4 separate regions of the Mus musculus genome follow, and all the other regions are linked to region 3. A link is a loop called in an ENCODE intact Hi-C map of the cell type or tissue named here. Cell type or tissue: heart. All regions are shown on one strand. Each heading gives the region's core, and the rest is flanking DNA. Links, peaks and the distances in the headings are about the cores only.

What was found. Hi-C counts contacts between places; a loop is a spot of excess contacts. Peaks named below come from ENCODE experiments on the same cell type or tissue, not always from the same donor. Only the 100,000 strongest peaks of a DNase experiment are listed, where the experiment ranks them.
Region 1: a loop joins it to region 3, with 2.5 times the contacts of the local background. A loop is called at or near these places in 24 of 42 quality-filtered maps.
Region 2: a loop joins it to region 3, with 3 times the contacts of the local background. A loop is called at or near these places in 11 of 42 quality-filtered maps.
Region 4: it touches region 3 in a loop (2.3-fold over the local background); 3 of 42 quality-filtered maps call a loop at or near these places.

What each region holds. Positions count from the first base shown.
Region 1 is chr5:100,426,937-100,432,855 of GRCm38, forward strand. 5430416N02Rik (RIKEN cDNA 5430416N02 gene) reads right to left here and starts at 2,599. Exons shown (of 5, transcript NR_034038.1): 1 at 2,390-2,599; 2 at 2,161-2,302. In heart, for the core only: no CTCF peak of the experiment used is centred there; a DNase peak (open chromatin) is centred at 2,695; H3K4me3 peaks cover 3,188 bases; H3K27ac peaks cover 2,677 bases.
Region 2 is chr5:100,413,270-100,419,188 of GRCm38, forward strand. Sec31a (Sec31 homolog A (S. cerevisiae)) reads right to left here and starts at 2,965. Exons shown (of 28, transcript NM_026969.1): 1 at 2,834-2,965. In heart, for the core only: a CTCF peak has its summit at 3,131; a DNase peak (open chromatin) is centred at 3,002; H3K4me3 peaks cover 3,204 bases; H3K27ac peaks cover 2,838 bases.
Region 3 is chr5:100,498,403-100,504,321 of GRCm38, forward strand. Lin54 (lin-54 homolog (C. elegans)) reads right to left here and starts at 2,237. Exons shown (of 13, transcript NM_172714.4): 1 at 2,099-2,237. In heart, for the core only: a CTCF peak has its summit at 2,477; DNase peaks (open chromatin) are centred at 1,679 and 2,389; H3K4me3 peaks cover 2,157 bases; H3K27ac peaks cover 2,029 bases.
Region 4 is chr5:100,037,289-100,043,207 of GRCm38, forward strand. It overlaps Hnrnpdl (heterogeneous nuclear ribonucleoprotein D-like), which reads right to left and starts at 1,934. Exons shown (of 8, transcript NM_016690.4): 1 at 1,432-1,934; 2 at 525-693; 3 at 280-441. The coding sequence starts at 1,874. It overlaps Enoph1 (enolase-phosphatase 1), which reads left to right and starts at 2,706. Exons shown (of 6, transcript NM_026421.3): 1 at 2,706-3,014. The coding sequence starts at 2,931. In heart, for the core only: a CTCF peak has its summit at 2,782; DNase peaks (open chromatin) are centred at 1,343, 1,693 and 2,553; H3K4me3 peaks cover 3,097 bases; H3K27ac peaks cover 2,460 bases.

The DNA.
Region 1 (5,919 bases), core at 926-4,925, 71 kb before region 3:
AAGAGTTTAATCATCGGATATGCAGCCACTAGCGGAAACAGCAAAGAGCTCAGAGCACTCCATGCCCACCAAGTTCTCTAATGTCTCTTAACGTTGCTGTTTTAGTTAAAGGTCTATGACATTTAAGTAAATGCCTTTTGCAGTCCCCCATCTGTCAGTATTACAATGTATCACATTACCAGAATTCAGAGCAGTATAGCCACAGGGCTTGTCAGAGGGACTCTCAGGACCCCTGCATCTCTCCTAGGAGACCCTCAGCAGCAGGCACCCAATTAAACAGGCATCTCACTGAGATGCTCCCAGGCTTTCTCCTCAGCTGCAGCACCCCCTTTTGTGAGAATCTCAGCAGATTATGTTTCTGAAACCACTTAGCCCGTGTGGTGGTCTGACATGGCCCCTCATGTATTCGCATGATCTGTCCCCAGGTGAGCTGTCCGGGAAGGATTAGGAGGTGTGGCCTTGTTGGAAACCAAAAGCCCATGCAGTGAGTCTTGCTCTCTGCTGGCAAAGCAGGATGTGAAGCAACGGTGCCAGCACCATGCCTTCCTGCCTGGCTGTCCCAGCATATAGGACTGACCCGTACAACGGTAAGCCAGCCCCAGCACAACGGACCAACCCCTACAACTGTAAGCCAGCCCCAGCATGATGGCTTCCTGTAAGAGTTGCTGTACTCATGCTGTGTCTTCACAGCCTAGGATTCCTGCTTCTCCGGTAGTGTCGTGGCACTTAGTACCTCATGTTCTTTTACTATGTTAACAATGTTGGAAAACCAAAGTATTCTTCGGGTACTATTCACTTCACAAAATTTTCTCCAATCATAACCTTGATACTTTTTGAAAATTTTTATTTTTCGGCATAGCTGTTTTACCTGTGCGTTTCTTTGTGTAGCACTGACTGGCTGTCCAAGAACTCACTCACTCTGTAGAGCAGGCTGGCAAGTGCTCTGCCCTTTAATCTGCTGCCTCTGCAGGGATTAAAGGCACACACTGCCACCGCTGCTGGCAATAAGGATGACCTCTTACCATTATTCTGTAGGAGAAAAGCCAGCCACAAAAATCCTATGTACTAAAGAAAAAACTCCGATGCACTAGTCTATTATCCCATCTATGTGAATCATACAGAACAGGCAATCTACAGGTACAGGTGCTCCTAGGGACTGGGGGACAAAGGGACAGCTAATGTGAATGGAGTTTCTTTGGAGAAGAGATAGGGTGCAGCTGGTAAAGCCTAGTGTTCCCAGAGCCCTAAGGTTCAACCTTCAGCACATTAACTGGGCTTGGCAGGAACACACACCACTGGGGAGGTGGAGGCAAGATGATCAATAGAACAGTCATGCCAAGCTACACAGCAAGTCTAATCTAGCCCGGGTTACATGAGACCTGTCTAAAAAAACAAAATGAATGTTTTTACAGGGTGGGGTTAGACCTCTACTCTAAAACTGGCCTGAACCTTTACTCCCAGCTTCATGGGAGACCCATTCAGAAAGATCACCCCCAGGTTGAAAACGGACTCTAGGAGACAAGCCCAGCTCAGTAAGATAAAATTGTATCTGTTCTAAAGGCAAGCGTAGGTTGGTGATGCAGTGACTGAAATCATGCACAAATCCTGGGCTTGAGTCCCAGCACTGCAAGATAAAAACCCCGATGTGCTGAGAGCTGATTACATGAGACCAGACTGAACTTCACTTAACTCACTGCCAATTGTGAAAAACCTCACCTAAGGATAAACACACAGCCTTGTATTCTTGACAGTCAAGCAAACACTTGTACCATAGCACCCGATTCCCCAGAAGTTCATGGGCTGCGTTTTATTTAAAAAAATAAAAATAAAAGGAAAAACCCAGCAAAATGTTGATTTCATCCAAATAAGATAAAAGCATATATAATGGAAAAACATGAATAAATTAATTCCTTGATGACTTCAATTCTCAGTAAAATAGGAGGTAAAAAAAACTTGTTGGAATTGAATTTTGTATCATTTGAAGGATACAAAGAAGTCAAAGGTTTTAATCACTGGGCTCCAATAAAATCGCCTAGTCCTGAAAGCTATCCACCCTCGATGCCCTATTCCCAAACTCAAACAAAGTTCTGTGGGCCCTAAGTTTCCGTACCCGTGCAGTTCCCATCGCACTGGAGACAGCAAGGGCCCGAGAGACCTCACCTTCTTTCATTAGCCACCTCCCATCTTCAGAAAAAGCGTTCTCTCATGAGGACAGCGGAGCAGTCCCACTCAAGCTGCTGTGCATCACATCCACAGCGCCAGGTCACATCGAGAGCTCCTGTGCCCCCTCGCCATCCGTGACCTACAAAAGAGACGAGATGAGGCCTGAGATCGCTCTTTTGTCCCGCCTGCTACACAACATTCGGCGGACATCACGACCTGTTCCTACCCATTTGGCGCCATTCTCCAATCAGTCCTTCCCGGCGCGCGCCACCATCGCCAGGGTCAGGCAGGCGTCAGCTCGGTTTCCACCTCTCTACTCCCCATGGCCATGCTCGCCCAAAGCGCGATGGCGCCGGATTGCGCGGGAGCTGGCGTAGACATGATGCCAGAGCGTTAACAAAAGGAGGACCGAATGGAAGCGAGAACGTGCCCACGGAGGCCCTTAAAGGCGCCAGGCCTCTCCGATTGGCTGCTTCGACATAGCATGGTATGTGATTGGCTACATGTCCAAAGCCCGCCCTTCCGGTCAAGCCGCCCAGTCCTCATGCGGAACAGAGTTTACCGCGACTCGAGCTCTCGCGGGAGCCCAGAAAAGGGACTTCGACAGAGTAGGATAGCCGGAAGTTGCTGTCCAGGGGACCGCAGCCTTGGGGACTGCTAGTGGAGTGTCTCGACCTGTCCTCCGGCTGTGTGGGCGATCGCAGCCGCCGAGCCCAGGCACTGCTATGGGACTGCAAAGGTGGGGCGGCGGCACATCGGCTAGCGTCGCCAGACATGTGCAACCGGACCTGGCTGGTGCTCCGCATTTGCCTTCCGGCTTGAGGGACGTTACTCAGAATGCTTTCTTTTTGCCGTTTATTGGGCGTCTGACTTGGTGAGCACCAGTCATCTCAGCCTTTCTGAGGTGTTGGTGAGAGTCAGTCATACCATGCTGAAGGCATACTGAGGAGAAAAGTAGGCGAAATCAATCCCTACTTAAACACTAGCTCCCAAGGAGAACCTTTTTGGTTGGTTTGTGGGGTGCTCTCTTCCTTTTATATCAGCCTGACCCGAGAAAACACGTGTAGTTCAAGCTGGCCTCACACTTGGGATCTTGGTGCATCAGCCTTCGCAGACCCAGCCCTGCACTACGCGTGAGACGTGGTCGCATTTTCTTACAATGTCAAGGGTTTGTTGAATAACAATAAATTCACACGTGATTCGAGTACCATCCTAAGTGCCAAACGTTAGCTTTTCCTTCTTGAATCAGTTTTCATTCGCCACCCCCAACCCCCTGAAAATCCCAAGCTTCTCCGTACTAGTCGGGAGATGTGTGTTAGACCAGAGCTGTGTGCTGCTTTGGATGAATATCGTTCTTGGCTCTTCCTAAAGATAGCACAAGATAATTTGGCTCTGGACCTGCAACTTCTAGACCTTTGTTTGGCTCTCCATCTGAACTCACCTGAGCTCTTCATTTCTTGTGATTGTCAATGAAATAATTCAGATGAGGCACACAAGAGAGCACTGTTGAAGATAAATGGGCTTTAGTACTGGAAAGTGAAGGAACCCAAAGGAGAGAGAAACAATGGCCAAAAAGACTGTTGGCATAAAAGCCTGCTCACAAGGAGCAAGAATGGGGCTGGAGAGATGGCTCAGCGGTTAAGAGCACCAACTGTTCTTCCAGAGCTCCTGAGTTTAATTCCCAGCAACCACATGGTGGCTCACAACCATCTATAATGGGATCTGATGTCCTCTTGTGTGTATGAAGAGAGCAGTGGTGTACTCATACACATAAATTAAAAACAAGGGGCAAAAATAGACACAGGCCAAGGAGATTCATGGTGCCAGCCTATATCCTTAGAAAGGGTTTAAAACTCAAATGTCTCTAGAACAAACAGTTGGTTTGGTTTTGATGGGTTGTTGTGTGTGTGTGTGTGTTTTGTGGGTTTTTTGTTTCTCCTCAGGTGACTGACAGGCCCACTTGGAGTAGCTTTGGGAAGGGGGAGGTGCATTGTGTTGACACCAGGCATAGTTGTGCACACCTTTAATCCCAGCACTCAGGAGAAAAAGGCAGGGGGGCCTCTGTTGTGTTCAAAGCCAGCCTGATCTACACACTTCCAGGATCCTGTGTGCTGGCTTGTTTTATGGCACCTTGACACGAGATAGCCATCAGAAGAAGGGATGATGCAACTCAGAAAATGCCTGCAGAAGATCTGGCTGGGGGGGGGGGGGCATGTAAGGCGTTTTCTTAATTAGTGACTGACTGGAGAGGGCCCAGTCTATTGTGGGTGGGGATCTCTCTGGGCTGGTGATGCTGGGTTCTATAAAAAACAAAACAGACTGAACAAGCCATGGAAAGCAAGCCCGTAAGCAGCACCCTTCCATGGCCTCTGCATCAGCACCTTCTTTGAGTTCCTGTCCTAACTTCCTTCAGTGATAGACTTTACTGTGAATGTGTGAGCCAAATAAATGCTTTCCTCCTCAACGTGCTTTTGGCTATGGTGTTTCATCACAGTAATGATAACCTTAACACACTGTCTCAAAAAAAATAAAATAAAAGACAGGACAGTGGTTATCTGTGTGCTTTACCACAAAACCTCCAGTAGGTACAGGTCTTATGATAGTTTGAGCAGTTTGGAACTGCCTCTCCTCGAAGGGCACCAAAAGCCCATTCCTTAGACCGTTCATTAGAGCCCTGCAATTTCAGTCAATGGTTTTGCATTTTGCTAATGGAGAGGAAGGGGTCCATTCTCAGACACCTCCAAGCCTATGAATTTTCCAACTAGCTACCAAACATGTACTTAGATTTTATAGGTGAAGACATAAATGTTATAGAGCTCAGATGACAGCTAAGAAGTAAAGAAGCAACATGGGAAATGGCTCAGCGGCTCTCTAAAGGATCCCCAGAACTTACCCAGAAAGCTTGGCAGATGGCAGCCACCTGTAACCCCAGCACAGAGAGGACGACAGGAGATTCCCCAGGACAAGTTGGCTAACTAGATTGGCAAACTCTGAGTTCACTAAAAGACTGCAGAAAGTGTACAATAGTCAAGGGGTCTCTACACAGGAGCAGTCACACATGCATGGGCCCTCACCCACACATGTACACATTCCTGACCATCTCAGTCTGCTTGATGAAAAAACTGCCTCTCAGATGTTATCCTCTGACTTAGCACATATGAACCATAGAACACATGGGCGCGCGCGCGCGCACACACACACACACACACACACACACACACACACACACTAAATAGATGTCATTTTGAAAAATATATCCCATAAGCTTTGGCATCTTTACCTCTTAAAGACTGAAATGAGTATCCTGTGATGGAGAAATGTGTGCCATCAGTCACGTCATCGAGCTGCTAAAGACCTAGATACCAGTTTCTTGAATGTCAGAGCTAAAACTAGTTTATCATCCCTTAAGCCATCATTCAGAGAAGGGCACAGTAGCACACCACGAAAGTCCAGCACTCAGAAGGTGGAGGCAGGAGCTCAAAGTCATCTCTAACTACACAGTAAGGTTGAGACCAGTGTAGACTTCATGAAACTTTGTCTCTGAAAAAAACAAATCATTCAGAATTTAAAACTTTTGCCAAGAAATACTAGTTATCCTTCTTGGAATACAGTTCAAGTTTGGTAATGTCAATTTGCTAAAGTGACTATCAATGTGTTCGCTGTAGACCTTCAGTATGTTAGCATTTTTATGAGTGTTCACTCAACTAATACTTTTTAAAGTTCACTTTTCTTTGTACATGAGACTATTAGTTATGG
Region 2 (5,919 bases), core at 919-4,918, 85 kb before region 3:
TATGCAGTCAGCTATGAGTCAAATTAAACAAGAATAGCCTACTCCGTGTATTTACAAACTAAGCTTCGAATTTCACTGGATTTTCTGTTACAAATATTTAATTGCAGATGACTTTCTTAGAACATGGGGGACAGAATGAAGCCATCTGTGCTTCTCAATGACAATCTATCTTTATAGTTTTGTGTAGCTTTTCAATACTACGTGATTATATTCACATTGAGCATAATTCATTTAAAAGCATTTCATCCAGAACATAATCATAGTAGAAATAGGAAATGAGGACTTTGAGGACATTCGCTAGTTCGTCCCCACCATCTGCAAGTCAGTATTCCAGCGCAGTGATAGACTGAGGCTGGAACAGACACCCTTTGCTGAAACCTCAGCCTAAGTCTCAGCTCCAACCCTCACATCACTGCATCTTTGTGGTTCTGCTCCTCCCCCACAAAGCTATCCACATCATAGCTTGTGAGAATTAAATGTTTAGGACACTGTCTAGCTCATAGTAAATAAATACAATTAACTAACTATTCTGAAACCACAATTTAAAGGGATGGGAGAAAAGGCTTATCCATTAAGGATGCTTCTTGTTCTCAATTCACAATTTAAACCGTCTATCCCAACAAGTCTTCAAGAATACATCTACGTGCTAGGTGAGGTGGCACACAGAGGAGTGTAACCCTAGTGCTGGAGACTAGAGGTAGGAGAGCAGCAGTTTTGGGCCAGCCTGGGCTAAACAGATAAGGTCTAAAAAAACAAGCAAACAAACAAAGCAAGAGTTAGGGATGCAGCTCACAGTGCATACCTAGAATATCCAAGGTCCTGGGCCTTTCTCCCATCAATAAAAAACAAAACAAAACCACCCAAAACCTAACATCTGAGGAACATTATGTTCCAGACAAGAACTTCTATTTTTTAACTCACTTTCTCTCCATGATAATTACATTGAACTAAGTAGAAACTTTCTTCTTTCTAGTGACTTTTTTTTAGTATTTTTAAATCATATGCATATGTGTTTGTGTATATGTAGGTGACTTGTAGGTGACTGAGAGCCACCTGATGTTGGTGATCCCCAGGAAGAGCAGCGTGTGCTCCCGATGAGCCACCTCTGCGGTTCTAAACTCATTTTCACATTGCAAGTTTTATGTAGCAACATGAAAGCCAACAGTACTATTCTGTCAAAAACAGCAACCTTGCAAACAGCTGCCCCACACCTCAGAGGTGACAGACTCAGCACCTTTGATTCTTATACGGAGAGTGCAAACCCGAGCCTGGGACCATTTTTAGTAAAGGTCCACGTGGGCAGAATAACTCACAAAGGACAGGAATATTTGTTCTCCAAAAGCTCCTTAGCACTATCAGCTGTTCCAGGCTCACTTCACTCAACCAAACTTAAAAAAAAAAAAAAAAAAAAAAAAATCAACCGCGGTTGCAGAACTGCATGTTATCTTATAAATCTACAAGATAAAATGTTAGGAGAAGAAGTTAATCTACAATAAAAGAAAATACTTCCAGTGTGATGGTAGATGCCTGAAATCCCACAGCTCCGGAGGTTAGAGAAGGAGGGTCAGAATTCAAGGTCATCCTTAGCTAATCAATAAGTCTGAGACTACTCCGGGCCACAAGAGACCCTATCTCAAAGAATGAAGGAAACGGGGAAGAAGAGAGGGAGAAACAAAAAGAAATTAATTTTGCTGTATCACTTGACAAGTCTTTAATGCGGGATTTTTGAACCTCATGAAATTACACAGAAAATCCTACCCAGGTATGTGCATACAGTGTGCGCATGCTTTTCTAGGAAAAGCCCGATGCTTCCAAAGGGGGATGAAAATGCCAAAAGACTGATAGCCATTGCCTTTAACAGTTCACAAATATCTTTCTACTCTTACATGTTTCAGGGGGGGAAAAAAACCTGTTTACAAAATTTACCAGTGAAATCCAAATCTCATCGCAAATCTCACATTTCCAGACTCCACAATGTGTAACATTCACAATTAAGATAGAAATTATCCAAAAGTTCTTATTCCCTGCAAACCTTTCTTGGTTTGCTGTAACGAAGAGAAACAAGGACAGAATTACTTAAAAGGGCAGTACATTTTATCCAACTCCTGAATAATCAGGATATAGAGGATACGGTCACATGAGCGAGCTTCTAATTTTATTTATACATATAAATATATATATATATATAAGAGTTACAATTGTAGACAAAGAGCCAAGTTTCAACTTTGTATAGTTTAACAATTTGGAGGAACTATCAAAAAAACTCTTGCAACTTCCAGGAAGACCTGCAGAATTAGTTCTACGAGCTCACAGAAAAAGTTTACATGCCCACAAGTCCAGGCAGTTATTTTACAACTGCCTCACAATGTAATTTAATACAACAGCAGCAAAATCATATGCTTTTGAAGCACCGGCTGTGATTAGCGACTGCTGTCGCTAAATAATACAGTCCTAGTTAAACGACAGTAGCCTTCCTTTCAAATCTATGGTCCTTTAAATCTGGCAACAGTTCAAACACAACTTAACACAAAAATCTCAACCTAGGTGAAGTCAAAGAAATCATCCCGAGGTCTGTTTCCCTTCCATGCCCTTGGGGATCGCACCACTTTGTGCACAGGGACTGAAAGGTTAACCTCAAACTCACTCCCGAGCAGGGCAGCCTGGAAACGTCGGCAGAGGATGACCGGCACGATCACCCGCCTGCTGCGACTCCAGGCGTTGTCCCGGCGGGGCCGAAACGAGACGGGGGCGCGCCGTCAGCGGAGAACGGGCCTCGGGCCTCGGCAGCGGACACCGAACCTGGCGAGGGGCAGGAAACAAACGGCGGACACACCTGGCGGACCTCAGCGACCTGTCCTGCGTTAGCCGGCGAGCGTCGGCCTCTCCCCGGATCCGCCGCCGCCGCCCCTCCTCCGCGGCCCAGGGCCACCTCCACGCTCCGCTCCAACGTGGCAGCCGCAGCCCCGCCTGCGGGCCGGCACTTCCGGGTGCGGCAACTCGCCACGCCCACCCGGCCAGCCGGCACTTCCGGGAGCAGCGGCTCGCTCCTCCCACCCCGCGGGACAGCACTTCCGGGAGCAGCCACTCCGGTAGGCTAGTCTGGCCGGAGGTAAGGATTCAGCCGCGCGGCGTGAGGAGGCGCCTAAACTTCAGGATGCATCCGCTTGGCGGTAGATCAAGGGGAAGTCGAGCTGGGCGTCTCCGTCGGGGAAGGAGAGCGGTGACCGCGAGGACGCCACGTAGCACTCCTGTGAGGCGTCAGCAGCTGCTGGCGACAATACCCACACTAGACAAGGCGGGCGAAAACTGGCTGCAAGGACCGGTTCAGTTTGTGACTCGGCTAAGTTAATTATTGGTTTTGCGTCTTCCCTTTGAGAACTTACGTGATTTTGTCGCACACACCCAAAGGCTTATACTCTATAGAGGCTTAGCTGCGTGAGTGAGGTATATCGAATTAAGTTCATATTCTTAATATTTCAGTAGCTATCCATGGTATTCAAACCTATTAGCACTCGCCCTGGGCTACCGGAACAAAATAAGCGTGTGTGTGTGTGTTGCTCTCAGATTGGAGCATTGAGATTTTCGTTTAGGGATATAGATAGATAGATAGGTAGGTAGGTAGGTAGGTAGGTAGGTAGGTAGGTAGGTAGGTAGATAGATAGATAGATAGATAGATAGATAGATAGATAGAGATAAAGATATAAACCAGTAACTGGAAATGTAGAAGCTGGTCTGTAGAGCAAAAGAATGAAATGGGTGCTGAATTGGGCCCATGCATATGATGCCACCACACTCAAGAAGTAGAGGCAGAAAGATCAGGAGTTCGAGGCTAGTCTAAATCCAGGTCACCTTAGGCTGCAAGAGAGCCTTTCTTGAAAAGCAAAAGAAAATACACCACCACCAAAGGCTGGAGAGACGGCTTAACAGTTGAGAGCACTTGCTGCTCTTACAGAGGGCTTGGGTTTATTTCACAGAACCCATACGGCAGTGCACAAGTATTTGTGACTCCAGTTTTAAAGGACCCTACACCATCTTCTGACCTCCAGCAATATCTGCATGCAATAAAGCACATACATAAATACAGGCACTCAACACATAAAAAGTGAATAAACCATAAACAACAAAAGAAATTAGGTGCTGAAATTCTCTATCCCAACTTAAGCTAGGTCTAGTACATTTCTGTACATTTTAACAAGATGGGGTTGGTTTGGGACCCTTTGGTCCCAGACACTTAAACTATCTCCCTTAGAGCTCCCAACCTTAACGTATGTGCTGCCTGGTTGTACTTTTAATTTAAGGTGGGATTATTTCATCAGTGAACTCAAGCCAGATGAAAATCACTTGTCATAAACTATTAGCACCTGGACTGAACTGAGATCTCCTAACTTATTACCCTTGTTGACCACACCCAAGTCTCCTGTAACACCTTGCTTATAGACTCCTTACATGAATGTAATTTTTGTTTGTTTGTTTGTTTTTGGTTTTCGAGACAAGGTTTCTCTGTGTAGCCCTGGCTGTCCTGGAACTCACTCTGTAGACCAGGCTGGCCTCGAACTCAGAAATCCGCCTGCCTCTGCCTCCCAAGTGCTGGGATTAAAGGCGTGCGCCACCACGCCCGGCTGAAAGTAATGCTAGTGATGCTTCTTTATTGAACACAAGGTATCAGCAAGCTGGACTTTGAGGCAGAAGCAGGAAGATTGTGAGGCCAGCCTGAACTGCATGGTGACTCCTTGTCTTTCCATGCTGAGGGTATACTTTATAGTGGGAGTTTTTGCATAGCATACACAAAGCTGTTTGATCCCTAGCAACAAGCTGGTAGTCAGAAGTACTGGAAAGTGGACATGTCTTTTATTCACCCCCTCTGTGTTCTACATATGTATTTCACTTTAAAAAGCAAGTTTACAGAGTTGAGAAAATGGTGGCCCGGCCCACCCCACCCCAGCATGAGGATAGGACCTATGTATCAGCTTAGGGCAGCAGCCACCATCTGTCACTCCAGCAGTAGAGGGACGGAGACAGGCAGTGATCCCTGGTATAACCAACAGCTGTCCATGAACTTGCTAACCTGTCTAAGTGGCTGGGATTCAGTCCTGTACCACCAGGTTGACTGTGGGGGACTGGTGGTAAAGTGATAGTTGTACAATATCAGAGTTTGCAAAGGACCACCTGCCCCTATCAAGGAAAACCTAGTACCATTCACAAGTCTTTTAGCTCATCTCAGTCAATTTATTAATCAAGCCTTGTTCCATGAGAATGAAACTTTCAGAAAGAAAGTTCATTTCCAGACTCTACTCATTGAAGCCAGAATGGAGGTAACTAAACACCTATGTGGTGGATAGAGTCAGTAAAATTCACCATTCAGATAGAAGACTGCAGGGAGAGGTGGCAGCGCTCGCTGCCTGTCACACAGCTCTTGATTCCTGCGATGCAAAGAACAAGTCTGACTGGTTAGTGTTCTCTGTGGCATTGCTGTCACACATCCTGCAGCGCCTCAGAAAGGCCTGGTTGTGGCTGTTTAGGTCTCTTCTGGAGCTTCAGGCAGCATGAAATCTTTTTACTCTTAACTATGTGTCTATGGAAAGGTCGGGTGGACGTTGATCCAGGCGTCAGTTCATCCTTGGTTCCTCTGAAAAGAACATTAGCTCTTAACCTTAGGCTATGTCTCCAGCCCTTACATGAAATCTTGAAGCTGTCCTTACAGGAGCACCAGTCATGACTAGCTTTTATCCAACTGCCAAGACGGGCATTGGGCTCCAATTATGTAAGCTAGTTGCACTTTGACTTTAGGGGGTAAATGTGACCAGAAAGGAGATGACAACCTTAGGAGCCTCCTGCGTTGTGTCAGCAACTGGTTATTTTGTTTCACTGGGTTTTAGAAGATGGGTACAACAGAGGAAGAGGGAAAGAGCAAGGCATGGT
Region 3 (5,919 bases), core at 768-4,767:
TAGCTCTGTCCAGCTGCTTCCTTTCCCAGTTTGCACGAAATGGAGCGCTATAGGGTACCCGGGGACCCAGGAGGGAGCCGGGGTGGCGATGTCGCCGCGGCCGCCGCCTCTGGTATGTCAGAGGCCGGGATTGTATTTCGAAAGATCCGCCATTTTCACCTCGTCATCACCATCACAGCTCAGCAGCTTCCCCCGACAGCCGAGCCCCAGCCGCCGCCGCCACCGCCGCCAGTCACCTCCCCCTTCCTCCTGCTCCCGCCCCGGCCCGCCCTCCGGAGCAGCGCACACCCACATATCCGGGGAAACCTCCCGTCCGCCCCGCCAACCTTCAAACGCACTCAGGGGGGAGGGAGAGGTTCTAGGGCTCACCGGCGGGTCATGCCAGACCCAACATCCCAATACCAAACACTCGGCACCCGGGAGACCCGCAGGAACGCCACGGGGAATCGTGATACCTGCGGGATTCCAAGGCCTGGATGTTGGTTAGGAAGGCAAGCCGTGTGGAATCTGACACAAGAACAGTAAAACCTCAAACTTTCATTTCCAGAAACACACTTGAGAGAGATGGTAGACCATGTTTCACGTATATTTCAGAGTCACTGGAGAGCTTTAACGTCACTCACCAACGCTGGCATTCTACTCCACTCATAGGACTATGTTGACAGTATGGCTATTTCTATATGCATGCCTGACTTCTCGGACATCCTTAAATTACAGGCGCTGATCATGCAGACATTGGTCTCCTCTCCCCTTCATTTTTAAGAATAAAGTTCTGAACTGTTTTCCTCTCAACTTTGACCATTTTTGCCCATGAACAACATTATGTCAATTTGTCGTTGGTTTAAGATACTCAGGTACTACTAAATTTAAATTACTGATTCAACTCTATTATCATTCATAACCATCAACTTCTAACATATAGAAAATCCAGCTCTTCGCTAGAACCCTTTGCCAACTGACTTTAGGATCTAAGTTTCCAAATTAAAAACCATCTGCTGCTGATAACACTTGTTCAATGCAGAGGGGGGAAAAAAACAGCTTGCTTTAGAACAAGATTCCGGAACAACCTATCCATCTCCCACCCCCTTCCAGTTCCTCTCATGGTGTAGTCTAATAAGCACCCAAGAGGGAATAGAAGTAATTAATCATGTAAGGAATTAAGAACATATAAGCTGCAAGGCTTAATAGGACCAGCATCCTCCAAAAGTTAGCTGTTTGACTTCAGAAAGCCTTACTAATTGCCAGTTCAAAAGCTTTATTCTTTATCATTCAGTCATACTATAAGCTCTTAAAGACCTAACAGAAACCAGCAAGCTGAATCTCAGGGTTGTGGACAAGGCTAATCTACTGTCTTAAGTTTCCCTAAGAATAAGGAAGAAGCAGAAGCCATTTCATTTCCCTACCTTGTTTGAATGACACCTCCATATAAAAGTCAGCAGGCTCAGGCTTAGTCAAGGGCTGTCTCCCACCCACTCCCGGCGCGTTTCTACCGAGAGCCCGCTAGAGGCTGAGCGTGGAAGGGGTTCCCAGTTTCTCCATCTTTCAACTTTATTCCCCACCAACAGCCGGGTCCACCGGCACTCGGATGGTTGTTTACCGTTGCTTGACCAGGCTGAGTCCCAGCCCGCTCCCTTCCCCCGTGCACCGCGGGGACACTATGACATTTGGCTGGTGGGCTTCGCGAGGGAAACGGACACACACCCAGAAGAGTCCATACAAAGGGGCGTAGGAAGAACGCGGCGCCGGGCAGCAGCGAAAGGAGGCGCTGGTACGAAATGACACAGCAGCAAAACAGGTTCCCAGAAGCCCGGGGCCGGCAGCCGCTTCCCGGGCCGCGCCGAGAGCCTGTCAACAGCCGCCCAGCCCTTCCTCCCGAGCGCGGGGCGGGCGGCGCCGGCCCGCCGACTGACAGCCGCGCTCTCCGGCGCCCGCCGCTCGCGCCGCGCCCCGACAACCCTCGGTCCGCCGCGGCCCACCGGCCCACCGCCCGGCTGCCCGGAGCCGCCGCCGCGCTCTCCGCCCGCGCGCCGCTCGCCCCGAGCGCGGGCCCGGCGCCGGTCCCCGCCGCTCAGCCCGGGTCTCCGGAGCTGACACTCACCCGAGCCGGCGGCGCCGCCTCCTTCTCGCGCCGCGCTCCCCGGGCTCCCAGCAGCCGCGGCGGCGGCGCCTCCGAAACACAGACCCGGGTTTGTTCAAAATCACGCCCAGCGCCATTCCACCGCCGCATCCCATAATACGCCGGGCCGCCCCGCCCCGCCCGCGCGCCGCCCCGCCCCCGCCGGCGGCCCGAGCCCCGCCCCTTCCGCGCCCCTGCTCCGCCCCCTGGCAACCCGAGTCGCGTCTTTGCGCAGGGCTGGGGGAGCGCTCTGGGGTTCCACGTGACTGCTCCTGGGGCCTCCGTCAAAGGGAAGGCGGGGAACTCCAAGTGGGTTCGTGCTTCTGGCTTTGTGACTAAACCTCGGTCAGTGCGGTTTCCAGCGCGCCCCCGCTTGGTGATGCGCCTGAGTGAAGAGAGAGTCCGCATCCTTTCTCAAATGTTAATAAATCTGTTGGGGTTTAGACGTGAACGTTGCAAGGGGCTCCTAAAAGCTCCTGAGAGAGCACGCAGAGTTACCTTGAAAGGGAGTTTTTGATAATTTGTCTTGCAACACACCTTATACTGATACATATGGATTCTTTGCATTCAGTCATCTCATTTCCTGGGATATTTATAAATCCAAGAAATAAAAAATATATATTAAATTTTAAAAAGGCCTTACAACGTGAAACTACCTGGGGAACCACACGAAGGAGGCGGGAGATAAGTTAAAGGTATCGCTTTCCAACCAAGTATTCCTGGGGGTACTGTGGGGGCATCACTAGAAGAAAAAAGGCAGAGAGACTGAGGCCCCAAATTTAGATAACCCCCACCTCCACACCTCACCTTGGTAGAAAAATTCTGAGTTCCTTCCACCAAGCTGACACAGTTCTGATACCACTACTACAAAACAGGACCTAAGGAATAAGGGCAACATTTCCGGGTTTACTGTGGATTTTTTACAACGACTAAAATGACTAGTACAATCTTATCAGTGTCAGCAATCTGGTCAAAACAACTCACACCATGACATAGCGTTTAATGTATGTGGAGAATGACAGTTTTACATTAGTGAATATAAGAACTGTGGTATCCAGTGATGCATTATATAACACTCAACAACTGTGCTGAATATTATAATTCTTAGAAGGAACTGGACAGATGTCTCCGTGCTTAGGACCATGGTTAGGACCCGGTACCGTTCCTATAAAGGACCTAAGTTCAGCTCCCAGCACCCACACCAGGTGACTTACAAGGCCTGTAACTCCAGTTTCAGGGAATCCAACATCCTCTTCACGACTCTGAGGGCACAAACAAATACACAGATATGCATGAAAATAAAATCTTAAAAATAAATACAATTCATATAAAATCAAGAATAAAATAAAGCTTTTAGCTGGGCAGGGTGGCCCACCTCCATATTCTAGCTTTTTAAAGGCTGAAGCAAGAAGAAGATTGGGAGTTTGAGCCCAGCACTCAGCCTGCATCTTTCAGTAAGACACATACACACACACACACTGTTTCCTTCTTTTCCTTGAATCAAGATTCCAGGACGACCAGGGCTACACAAAGAAACTTGTCTCAGAAAAAATAATAAAATAAAATAAAAAAACAAACAAACAAAAAAGCAGCAACAGAAGCCAGGCAGTGGTGGTGCACGCCTTTAATCCCAGCACTTGGGAGGCAGAGGCAGGCAGATTTCTGAGTTCGAGGTTAACCTGGTCTACAAAGTGAGTTCCAAGACAGCCAGGGCTATACAGGGAAACCCTGTCAAAAACAAAAAACAAAAAAACCAACTCATGTCAATAGCTGTGCACACAAAGGATTGATCCCTTGTCCAATCAAACTGCTCGTCTTATATAAATAAATAATTCTGGAGCTGTCATTACTGCCTTGGGAACTCAAAAAGTTGCCCCCAAAGCTATCTGCTGTTTAATTGTAGTTCAATATTGACATTCACTAGACTGCTTTCAACCGTAGGTCACAGTTCAGCAAAAGCAGTTCACATGGTTGGTGACTCTCTGCGCGCTGTGTAAAGTACATAGGACAAAGTATTCTTTTCTTATTTTTCAATGCTAGCTTTCCTAGACTAATTCTGAAGAGAAATGACATCTTCAAAGGCACATCTGGGCGCAGCAGTGTGCATTTCAGTCACTGCATGCTGCCTGGGAGGGAAAGACAGGAGGATCAAGAGTTTGGGGTCAACCTGACTCAAAAAACAAAGTAAAGCAAACATAGAAAACAGAGACATCTGCTAGTTCTTGTTCTTCATGAAACTATCCTGAAGGGTTTGCCTTCGTTCTTGAGGATTTATGGCTGGTACCCAGCAACACATAAAACACACACAAATCACACATGTTGGCCACAGAGCCAAGGTCTTCCTCCCATGAACCTCTTTTCAGTAGCAAGTTAAGCATGCCCTCAGATGACATGTCTTCCTGAGTCACTGGTCAGACTTGCCCGTGTGCTTCTTCTTGAACCATTCCCTAATAAAAGAGCATCCCCAAGAGCAGGCGTTGGCACATGAAAGCTTATAAACCAAATCCAACGCATGACTTTCCTCTCATGCTTATGTAAACTAAGAATTGTGGAGGGTTTTTTTTGGGGGGTGGGGTTGTTTTAAATTTTCGTGAATGTGGCCACATGTTTTTATCTGGTGAACCATCTCACCAGCTTCAAAATTACATTAAATGTTATTTTTATTACTTTTAATTACATGCATGTGTGCAGCTATGTGTGGGTATATGCACAAGCTTAGGTGCCCAAGAAGGTCAAAGGTATTAGACCTCCCTGGTCCTGGAGGTACAGACAGGTGTAAGCCTGGCATGGAACCCGCAAAGCTGGGAGTGGAACTTGGGTCCACAGTGGGAGCAGTACTCACTTGTAATTTCAGCGGCATCTCTTCAACCCCGCCCAGGCACCAGATTTATAGCTATGAATTAGTTTTGCCTGATTTACAGCTTCACATAGATAGATCCTTTCAGCATTTTTTAAATTACTGCATGGCTTCTTTCACTCAGTAAAACTTTGTTTGTTTGTTTTGTGACAGGGTTTCTCTGTATAGCCCTGGCTGTCCTGGAACTCACTTTGTAGACCAGGCTGTCCTCGAACTCAGAAATCCGCCTGCCTCTGCTTCCCGAGTGCTTGGATGAAAGGCGTGCGCCACCACGCCCGGCTTCAGTAAAACACCTTTAAAATCACTAATGTTGCATGTGTTTGTTCTTTATTCCGTTCTAATGCTGAGTGGTGGATTGAATGAGTACTCTGAACTTTGTGTGTCTGCTCTCCTGACTGTAATGAGTATGTAGGCTGCTTCCACTGATGGGCATTAATTATAAACACTCAAAACATCTTCATATGCATATACTCAAGAAAATCCTCATGTGGGCTGCAGAGAGATGACTCAGTGGTTAAGAGTACTGATTGCTCTTCCAGAGGTCCTGACTTCAATTCCCAGCAACCACATGGTGGCTCACAACCATCTGTAACGGAATTTGATGCCCTCATTTGATGTGTCTGAAGACAGCTACAGTGTACTCATATATGTAAAATAAACAAATCTTTTTTAAAAAGAAGAAAGAAAGCAAATCCTTATTTATTTCTTTGGTGTGTGTGTGTCTGCATGTACATGTATATGGAGGTCAGAGGTCATCGTTAGGTGTCATTCTTTAGGAGTTGTATACCTTGATTTTTTGGGGAAAGGGCCCCTCACTGGGTCTCACCAATTAGGTGAGGCTGCCACTCAGCGAGCCGCACAGATCCTCTTGTCTCAGTTGTCCAGTGCTGGGATTTCAAGTGCATCTGACTGTGCCTGGCTTTTATGTGGGTGCTGTGGATCCAAC
Region 4 (5,919 bases), core at 1,175-5,174, 460 kb before region 3:
CACAAACACCAGACACATCTACTGACCACCATGTTCTAAAAAGTTGTGTTTTATCTTTTTATAGTACCTTACACCCCAGAGGCCACCAATTGGTGAAACACTTTACACCTTTGGGGCTTTGGCTAAGTAAGATTAGATACTGGTTTCCACTACAACATAGAAAGCAGCAGTGAAGACGAAGCAAGAGAATTCAGTCCCATCCGGTGAAATATTAATGAACCCCCCCAGACTTGACCAAACACGAGCACAGACACACATACATACACAAACACAGCCCACCTCTCCAAAGGCTCCAAAATATTCTTTAATTTGTTCTTCTGAAGTATCTGGGCTCAATCCACCCACAAAGACCTTTTTAGGGGGTTCTTTCCCCTTTAAAGCTTTGGCCCTTTTGGGGTCTATCAATTTGCCATCCAGTTTGTGTTCTTTCAGTTCCAAAACCTGGAAGACAAGGCAGTTTGGACTTAAAAGCCTAGAGCAACTTGCAAGCAACGCAGTAGACTCAATGCAAAACACAGCCCTACCTTATCCACACTAGCAGCATCTTTGAAAAGCACAAATCCAAATCCTCTTGATCTTCCCGTGACTGGGTCTGTTTTAATTGTGCAGTCTACCACTTCCCCAAATCGAGACAAATATTCAGTCAGATCTTTCTTGCTTGTATCCCAGCTCAAGCCTCCAATAAACATTTTACTAGAAATAAAGTTATTTAAGAAAAATAAGCTTAACAGTAACTTAGTGATTAAATACAGGGCAACTTACTCTCCAGACGCAATCTGTTTTGACTACAAACACTAACATTAGACCACAAAAATCTTAACCACTTGTTCAAGCCAGCTGGCACGTTGCTTTGTACCACGCGAACTCAAAACTTAGAAAAAAAAAAAAAGCCATTAGAATCTGGTAGATGTCCTGCCCTGCTTGCTTTGGATTGCAGAGCACAACTTTTACACCGATTCCCCCGCAACTTACGTAGACTCTTGCCCACAGCCTTAAAGCCAACTTTGCTACCTAGGAAACTTTTAGTGCCAGTCGTCTACTGGTGCCCCAACCAAAAGTTTCCCAAACCTAACCCAGGAAAATTCGCGAGCGGCCAACACACACAATGAAGAGGCGGCAGCGGCAGCAGCAGCTGCAGCAAGTGGCGCACAGAACCCGGCCCCTCCCCCCTCCCGGGCCCCACGCGGCGCCTGCGCACTCGGGACACCGACGGCGCCTCTCTCCTTCCCCAACCCCTCCTCCCTTCCCCCACCCGCGGCGGGCCTCTCGAGTCACCCCATCTTACTTTCCACTAGTGGGGAAGGCTACTGGGGTCCAGCGGGCACGCGGAGAATCGACTCGGGGAAAGACTGGGGGCAGCGCGCGCGGCTCCGGAGGGACGAAGGGCGCGCGCGGGGCTCTGGGGGAGGGGAGGAGCGGAGCGTGCGGTACCCGTCATCCTGCTGGTTCTTGCTCGCGTTGATCTTGGATCCCTCTGCGAACTCCTCTATGTTGCTGTACTCATTCATGTCCTCCATGGTGGCGGAGCCGTCGGCGAGGGGGTGCTGGCGCGCAGTCCGGGTCCCGGCGGCAGCGGCGGCGGAGCGTTGTATGGAGCTAGATTTAAAATGGCGGCGGAAGAGATCCGGCCGCCGCCTGCGCCCTCCCTTTATAGCCGCCCCGCCCGCCAATCGGGAGGGCTGCTGGGCGGTGACGTGGCGCGGGCTCCGGCGCGCCCCCTGGCGGGAGGCGCTGGAAGCGAGCGAAGGGAGGAGCGGGGCGAGCTGCCGGGGAGCCCGTGGCCGCCAATGGGAGAGGCCGCGGGAGGCTAAAGTAGCGGGAGCGGAGGGGAACAATGGCGGCGGCACATGGGAGAGCCGGGGCGGGACCTCCATCGCCGCGCTCCGGATGAGGAGCGAGGTCGCGCCGCGGGGAGAGTCAGCCGTGCGGGACCGGGAATCGCGAGCGGCGCCGTGGCAGGGCCACAGTCCCTCTTGCCTTGAGAGCCGTTGGCGTCGCGCGTCCAGTTCGGCTCAGTCCCTTGCTGCGCCCTCAGTCCCCTAGTGCAGAGCTGCTGCTGCTGCTGCAGCGGCGGCCACTCCGGCAAAAGGGCGGCGTGCACCCCGCGCCGCTTGCTGAAGCTGCAGCGCGCCCGTCCGCCCGCTCGCTCGCCCGCCCTCCCGGCGCACGCGTGTTTTGTCCTCGCGCCGGCTGCAACCAGCCGAGCAGAAAGCCTGTGCGCGATGACCGCCTCCGTCCTGGCGGGGACGGCTTTTCCGCCGTCGCCTCGGGGCGGTGTCGGCTCAGGGGCCGTGGCTGCAGGATCTCTCTCTGCAGCCCGGGTTCCGTGCGTTCGTTCTCCGAGGCTGGCTGAGGCCGCGGCGGAGGGCGGGGCCTGCTCGGATGACTGAAGCTGTGCCAAGGTGCACGCGGTGGGCGGGGAAGGGGTCAGGTGCCGGGGAAGACAAGGGGCACTCACGTCCCGGGCGCGCCACTCAAGGGACTCCCGTCTGCACGAGCCCCGGGCCTCCCGCGCAGGCTCCAGCAGGCTGCGGAGGGCTGGTGCCCGCGCTCGGGCTCCAGGCTCCAGGCTTGGGTGCTCGCTTCTTTGTTCCCGCCCACGCGAGGCCTATTTTGACCGACGGGTTCGCGGCTCGCCGGCGGCCAATAGGCACGCGCTCCTTGTTTCCTCCACCCCCCCCCTTTGAATCCCGGAGCCCCGCCCCTCCGGCTGCCCACGTGGTCCGGGCCTGCGCGGCTCGCCTGCTCGTCGGGTGTAGTACCCTAGGCGGCTTCCTCTGCAACTGCGGGTCCCAGCTCTGTCTCTGAGCCCCTGGTCGTTCGCTGTCGCCAGCGCCTCGGTTGTTGCTGGGCCCTCGGGAGCTCAAGACGCGCAGGCGGTGTTGCCCTCCTTAACCAAGGCCGAGCCCGTGGTAGCATCCGGCAGGGAAATGGTCGTGGTTTCCGTGCCCGCCGAAGTCACCGTAATCCTGTTAGATATCGAAGGTACCACAACCCCGATTGCTTTCGTGAAGGTGAGGGGCGGAAGGGAGCGGGGAAGTTACTTGTGCCTAAAAGCATCTGAAAGGGAAATTTTAAGTGTTGGAGATTTTGCCTGGGAGGCTCAGGAGAGGCGGTGTGGCTTTATGTCTCTGGAATGGGGAAGAGAAGCTGCGGCGGTTTGCGGGGGTGCTTTTCCTCGCGCCACCATCTTCTCCCCTGTCCTTGCTTTCGGTTAGGTGGAGAAGGATAGGAAGAAGTGGAGATGGTCTCAGCAACGGCTTGGGGAGGGGCAGGTCAGCTGGGAGGAGTTGGGGTGATTGGAGCTCCCACGGCCTGGCAGGTAGGTGTGTCGCCCGGTGGATGAGCGTCCCCCATGTGCTGAAGGTTGCGGCCCGCAGAGGTGGTGGCCTTGACTTAGTGGTCCTTGAGGTTTAGGCCTTCCCAATGCAAAGACTAAAGTGAAAGGATTTCTAGTGGCTCTGGTATCTTGGGCAATAGCAATTGATTTTCGCACCATCTCACTTGCGCTGGTTTTGAGACTATAAGAACACACCTAAAATTCCATTCATTTTTCTTAGAAAGCCATGGTATCTTGAAGCTTTTGAGTATCTGTCGGGTTAACACAGTTTCACAGGCTTAGGACTTGACTTTCTTCCATGTAGTCAATTTATGCACTGATATTTATGATAGAATAGTTGAGGGTAGTATGGAGGGGGGGGAGTTGGAAAACCCATCGTCCAGTAAACTGCAGCCTGCTTTAAGGTCTATTTTGATTGTTTACTTGTTACAATTGTCTGATTTTTCTAGATGTAGGTCATAATGTTTGTACACAACTTTAGGTCTCCAAATATAACAGCTATTTTATTTAAGACAGGCTCTTAAATAACCTCTATAATTCAGGCTGGCCTCGAACTCCCATGTGCCACAAATCCGGCAAATCAATCTATCTTTCTTTCTTTCTTTCTTTCTTTCTTTCTTTCTTTCTTTCTTTCTCTCTTTCTTCCTAAATAAGAATTATGGTGTTTTAGATACATAGCAAAGGTTCTGGAAAAGTCTAGTTGGCCATTTTGCCAAGATTTTAATTACAGTAGAGACCAGTGGAAAAATTCAAGACTGCCTAAATGCTGATAATTGTGTCCACTTTGTTGTTCTTGTTACATAATTAACTGCTTTGTGTGTGGTGATGGGGGGAGGTGATTGTAGGTCACCAGCTCTATTCTCTCTCTGTCTGCTGTCCGCAGGGCACGGGACCTAAATGACAGCCGCGGTCAGGATATGGCCTTAAATATGTACCATTTTTGGAAAGTTGATTTGTTAAATAAGATAAGCTCATATAAGTCAGCATGGAAACTGTAATGTCTCTTCCCTCAGATGCCTGTGAGCCACTTCTTTTTTTTGTTGTTTTGTTTTGTTTTTCGAGACAGGGTTTCTCTGTGTAGCCTTGGCTGTCCTGGAACTCACTCTGTAGACCAGACTCAGAAATCCGCCTGCTTCTGCCTCCTGAGTGCTGGGATTAAAGGCATGCGCCACCATGGGACCTTGTAATAAAAATGCTCTAGTGACTTAGATTGATACCAGATTATATACACATTCAAGGCTAGCTACAAAATAATGATTTGGGAATCTCCCTTAAAGGATAGCTTTTAGCAATCAAGCATGGTGCTGCCCAGGAAGCTGGGGCAGGAGGGTTGAAGTCAGCTAGGGCAACACACTTATCTCAACAATAAGTAAATACAGGACCTGGAGGTGTGGCTCAGCAGTTACTAGCACTGGGGGCTTTTCCAGAGTACCAGGTTCAATCCCCAGCACCCACATGGTGGCTTACAACAGTCTGTAACTGAAGTTCCAGGGGATCAGATGCACTGTTTCGGTTTCCATAGGCATCAGGCACGCAAGTAGTACATAGACATATATGTGCAGACAAAGTATGTATAAAATAAAAATTTAAAAATCTTGCTAAAAAGTTAAGGACTGAGCATGTGACAAGCTTTTAATCCCAGCACTAGAAGGCAGGAGCAGGTGGAGCTCTGTAAAGTTGAGGCCAGCCTGGTCTACGTAGTGAGTTCCAGGACATCTGGGGCTACAGAGACGCTGTCTCAAAAACCACAGAACATAAAGTTGAAAAGTAAGTACATATAAATGAGTTTCTTGGTCCTGTCTTAGAATGTTTTTATTTTGCTGTTACACATACACATGAATTTGTCAAAATAAAAGTATGGTCGGAAGAATGAGTTCCATTCAGAAGAATTCGAGTTCTGTGGGTGTTTGTGGGAATTGAACAGAGAGTCCATGAGACATGCTTGGGAGCTGCTGTCTGAACAAGTTTAGCTTTCCAGCCCGACTTCTCAAGGCCGCCGCTGCACGCCTGGGAACATGGACTTTGTGAGTCCTCAGGAGGGTGTCTGAAGGATCCTTGAACTCTTTGAGGAGAATGACAGAGACCCGCCCTTCTCCAGCTTTCAGCACGGAGCTGAGAGTAATACTCTGAGCATTATTATTAGTCAAGTAGGTGTGTGAACTTGAAGATGATCTTATTTCCCAGAATGGCAGACAGAAGCATTGGGTGCTGTTTACTTGTGAGGTGTTGAGCCTGTCTTCAAAACCTGTGACGATGTATGCACTATGGATTTAATACGGTCCAAAAAGTTGTGTGAAATGCCTGAGATTGAACCTAATTTGTCATGATCAAAACCCCTTACTCTTGGCTGGGGATGTGGCTTTGCTAGCATACCTGAGGTTCCAGGTTCCGTCCCCAGCAAATGCCAAGTGTTTTGTCGAAGGTCATCACGGTCATCATGGGCTACAGAGCAAATTTGAGGCTAGCCTGGGCTACATGAGGTCCTCTCTTAAAACACACACACACACACACACACACAAAACACTCTCTTATTATTTCTGCTATTGAACTTAACATTTGTAAAAGTATTTTATCAGGGC